Linked DNA regions of Homo sapiens: region 1 is linked to region 2. A link is an interaction called in ENCODE POLR2A ChIA-PET data of the cell type or tissue named here. Cell type or tissue: OCI-LY7. All regions are shown on one strand. Region 1 overlaps NFATC3 (nuclear factor of activated T cells 3). Region 2 overlaps SLC7A6 (solute carrier family 7 member 6).

Region 1 (2,500 bases), 140 kb after region 2:
TAATCCTAGCTACTTGGGAGGTTGAGGCAGGAGAATCACTAGATCCCAGCAGGCAGGGGTTGCAGTGAACTGAGATGTGGGCCACTGCACTCTAGCCCGGGCAACAGCACGAGACTCTGTCTCAAAGAAAAAAAAATTTTTTTTTAAAGTAAGAGAAAGAGTATCTGACTTTAAGTCAAAGACTAGGCTTTCTAAAAGAGTTTATTTGGAGAATTAAATGAGATAACGTGAAAGTGTTTTAGAAAATGAAACATACGGCCGGGCACGGTGGCTCACGCCTGTAATCCCAGCACTTTGGGAGGCCGACCGAGGAGGGCGGATCACGAGGTCAGAAGATCGTGACCATCCTGGCTAACACGGTGAAACCCCATCTCTACTAAAAAAATACAAAAAAATTAGCTGGGCGTGGTGGCGGGCACCTGTAGTCCCAGCTACTCGGGAGGCTGAGGCAGGAGAATGGCGTGAACCCAGGAGGCGGAGCTTGCAGTGAGCGGAGATCGAGCCACTGCACTCCGGCCTGGGTGACTGAGCAAGACTGTTTCAAAAAAAAAAAAAAAGAAGGAAAATGAAATATACTAAGAAATTATGAGATAATTACAGTGTAAGAAGTAATATGGTAAAACAGAAAGAGAAACGACAGTCAAAAGACCTGGGCTTAAGACCTCTCTGCCAATTACAACATACATAACCTCAGATCACCTGTAAAATGTACAGTCATGAGCTACATAACAGTGGTTCGGTAAATGACAGACCGTATATAATGGTGGTCCCACAGGTAACAACAGAGCTGAAAAAGTCCTATTGCCTAGTGACATCTTGATGTTCCTGACTCTGTGAAGGCCTGGGCTAATGTGTGTGTTTGTGTCAGCATTTTAAACAAAAAAGTTTTAAAAGTAAATAAAAATAAAAAATAAAAAATTTGAACATAGAAAAATGTTTATGGAATAAGGATATAAAGAAATAAAATATCTTTGTACAGCTGCACAACGTGTCTGTGTTTTAAACTGTTACTACAAAAGACAAAAGATTTTTTTAAAATTCACAACTTATAAAGCGAAAAAGTTAATTATTAAAGAAAAAAATTTTTTATAAACATAGTACAGCCTAAGAGTACTGTGCTTAGAAAGTCTACAGCAGTGTACAGTAATGTCCTAGGCCTTCATATTCATTCACTATTCACTCACTGATTCACCCAGAGCAACTTCCAGTCCTACAAGCTCCATTAATGGTAAGGGCTCTATTCAGGTATACTATTTTTAATATTTTATACCATATTTTCTTAAGTAAATCTTTGTTGTTGTTGTTTTTTAAGAGACAAGCTCTCAACATGTTGCCCAGGCTAATTCTAAATCCTGGACTCAAGCAATCCTCCTGCCTCACCCTCCTAAGTAGCTGGGACTGCAAGCATGGTGCCACTGTGACTGGTTATACCACATATTAGGGTATACCATCTAGGTTTGTATAACTATACTCTATGGTGTTCATACAACAAGGAAATCGCCCAGTGATGCATTTCTCGGAACATATCCCTGGTGTTAAGTGACATATGACTGTACTTGCTTTGCCCTTTTTAAAGAACTTTTGTAAAGATTAAATGTAAACTCTGAGGCCAGGCGTGGTGGCTCACACCTATAATCCTAGCACTTTGAGAAGCCAAGGCAGGTGGATCACTTGAGCCTAGGGGTTCGAAACCAGCCTGCCCAACATGGCAAAACCTTATCTCTACAAAAAATACAAAAAGTAGCCAGGTGTGGTGGTTTGCCCCTGTAGTCCCAGCCACGGGAGAAGTTGAGGTGGAGAGGATCGCTTGAGCCCAGAAAGTGTAGGTTGCAGCGAGCTGACATTGCACTACTGCACTCCAGCATCGGCAACAGAGTGAGACAGTCTCATAAAAGAAAAAAGAAAAAAAAAGTAAACTCTGGGAAAACATTTTGTAAACTACAAAACACTACAAAAAGTAAATTATTACAATTAATAGCAGCACGAACCTACAAAATGCCACTGAAATTAGTAATTTAAGTAGCATTTTGTCTTCAAGCACTTTTTAGACAAATGTTCACAGTAAAGCAAATTCTTTCAAACTATTTTTCTTTCTTTCTTCTTTTTTTTTGAGATGGAATGTTTCACTCTTGTTGCCCAGGCTGGAGTGCAATGACGCGATCTCGGCTCACTGCAACCTCTGCCTCCCGAGTTCAAGTGATACTCTCGCCTTAGCCTCCTGAGTAGCTGGGATTACAGGCATGCACCACCATGCCCAGCTAATTTTTGTATTTTTAGTAGAGTGGGGGTTTCACGGTGTTGCCCAGGCTGGTCTCGAACTCCTGACCTTGGGTGATCCACCTGCCTCGGCCTCCCAAAGTGCTGGGATTACAGGCGTGAGCCACCGCACCCAGCCTAAACTATTTTTCTAAAACCCAAACATTATTTTAAAATATACAGATAATCTATATTAAATCATCTAAAAAAATTCAGAAAATTAAGACCTACAAAAGTCTCTTCC
Region 2 (2,500 bases):
CTGTCCTGCAGCCCAGAATAGGCTGGCATTAAATTTGTCCAACGATTGGATTCTCCTTGAGTTATAGATTTCTGCTCTGTTCTCACCAGCTTAAAACCCACAAACCTGCCCTGCAGAGAAGACCAGAGTCCCTGCACCTGGTACACAGTCATCACCAGCCTAAAAGGCTTCTCACTGTCCATACCCAGGTAATCCTGCCCAGTCACCTCTACCCAATGTAAACTGGGACTTCTGCAATGTCCAGCAAGACATGGAGACATCTGCAGCTACTCTCAGGCCAGTACAGAACATGAGGAGGTGATGGGAAGGGCGAGGAAGATGCTAAGACAGGTTTAGTCATTGTAGTGACTAAACCAAGGGGAAGTCCCTCATTAAAATACACACCTGGCTGGGCGCAGTGGCTCCCACCTGTAATCCCAGCATGTTGAGAGGCCGAGGCGGGCGGACCACAAGGTCAGGAGATCGAGACCATCCTAGCCAAAATGGTGAAACCCCGTCTCTACTAAACTTACAAAAATTAGCTGGGCGTGGTGACACATACCTGTAATCCCCACTCAGGAGGCTGAGGCAGGAGAATCGCTTGAACCAGGGAGTCGGAGGTTGCAGTGAGCCAAGATCACGCCACTGCCTGGCAACAGAGCAAGACTTGGTCTCAAAAAAAAAAAAAAAATACATGCCTGGGTATCACTGTGTCTGCAACACCTACCTCACTCTCCCATGTTGCTGCTTGCCCATTCCACATCTTTCTTTTTCCAAAGTACCCGAAAGAGAAGGGTTACGTAATAAGACAGGGTAGAGAAAGGACATCCAGGGGCATCCCAACCCAGGGCTAATTTGCCACTGGTGTATTTGCTTTCTTCCCCAGCATGCCCCTCATGTTGGATTCCACATTAACCTACCTATGAAGGACCCAGAATCTATCAAAGGAAAATAAGCACCTTCCTGACCCTGCACCCAGCGTGATCTTCTCCCTCCCTCAACTCCTGTGCCAGTCACACTTCTGATCCTTTGATCCCATCTCATCTTCAGAAGAAATCTGGTGGGCCATTTGATTCCCACCCACGTAACAGTTAGTCCTTTAAGGTCACAGAGATAACCTCCAAGAATCAGCAATAGGAACAGGATCGGCAAGCACATCATCTTTCCAGAAGTCTCTTATCTGTTCAACAAATGTGTATGTGATGTGCCCGAATCTGGCCTCATGGAGCTCAGAGCAAGGAAACCACAGAGAGTCAAGAGTGAGTAGTTCTTAGGGGAAATGCTGATCTCCACAGTCCCCACCCAAAACTCCTGCCTTCCCTGTCCCAAACCCCTTCAAGTCTGGACCTGAGACCAAGTAAAAAAGCTCCTCCTAGGCCCTAGTGAAGCCTTCCCCCAGTCCCAGGAGTGAAGGCAGCCTACCTCTGCTTCAGTGAGGCTGAGCTTTAAGGCAGCACCACTTTTGCTCTCACTCTGGCACCAAGCCATGCAGGTTTCCTGTGCAGGCACCTGGAAACATATTTGTTTTCATGTGCCTGTCAGGTGAGCCCAGGCATCCATTAGAACAAAACCAGTACACAGCTGGGGAGCCTATAGTCTCACATAAGAGTCAGGTGCAAAGAGACCTAGGATGCCTTTTCTACCCAAGTCAACATGGAGACAAGCAGAGAAATCTGACCCCAGTGACCAATACAGCTCGCCCTATTCCATCAGACTCTAGCTGGGAGGAGGGATTGAGCTTACTAGGTATTCCCTTTGTATTCATAAAACCTGGCACTGGTGTCGCTGATATGGCTTTATCAGGTTTGTCAAATACACTGGCGAAACTACCCAGTGGCCTTATTTAGAGAGGTGGGGCACAGTCACAGCCCCACAAGACCTCATGCCTAGAATTTCAGTCGCAGCACCTGAATGAAAGACAAAGTTCCTGCTGGAAGGTTAAGGACTCCTTCAGCCAAGGAGAGTAGCAGAATCACACAAAACTGAAGGCAGATAAGACTTTTTTCTCTTTCAGTCTCTCTCTCTCTTTTTTATTCAAGAGACAAGGTCTCACTTTGTCACCCAGGCTGGAGTGCAATCATGCAATCATAGCTCACTGCAGCCTCCAACTCCTAGGCTCAAGCAGTCCTCTATCTCGGCCTCATGAGTAGCTAGGACTAAAGGTGCTTGCCACCATGCCCAGCTATTTATTTATGTATTTTTTTTTTAATTTGTCTGTAGAGACAGTGTTTCACTACATTGCCCAGGCTGGTCTTGAACTCCTGGCCTCAACTGATCCTCCTACCTTGGCCTCCTGAAGTGCTGAAATTACAGGTGTGAGCCACCATGCCAGGCTTCTTTATCTTCATTCAGTAACAAAATGCATGCTGGGCGCAGTGGCTCACGCCTGTAATCCCAGCACTTTGGGAGGCTGAGGCAGGCAGATCATAAGGCCAAGAGATTGAGACCATCCTGGCCAACATGGTGAAACCCGGTCTCTAATAAAAATACAAAAAAATTTAGCTGGGCGTGGTGGCATGCA

Evidence for each region. Peaks named below come from ENCODE experiments on the same cell type or tissue, not always from the same donor. Only the 100,000 strongest peaks of a DNase experiment are listed, where the experiment ranks them.
Region 1: POLR2A ChIA-PET joins it to region 2 with 5 read pairs; 2 of 35 experiments call an interaction of 5 or more read pairs at or near these places.

What each region holds. Positions count from the first base shown.
Region 1 is chr16:68,135,676-68,138,175 of GRCh38, reverse strand. All of the region lies in intron 3 of NFATC3 (nuclear factor of activated T cells 3), which reads right to left. Among named protein-coding and RNA genes, the nearest start is that of NFATC3, 52 kb to the right of the region's middle. In OCI-LY7, no CTCF peak of the experiment used is centred here; no DNase peak of the experiment used is centred here.
Region 2 is chr16:68,271,946-68,274,445 of GRCh38, reverse strand. All of the region lies in intron 2 of SLC7A6 (solute carrier family 7 member 6), which reads right to left. Among named protein-coding and RNA genes, the nearest start is that of SLC7A6, 8.7 kb to the right of the region's middle. In OCI-LY7, no CTCF peak of the experiment used is centred here; a DNase peak (open chromatin) is centred at 1,495; H3K4me3 peaks cover 1,271 bases; H3K27ac peaks cover 2,500 bases.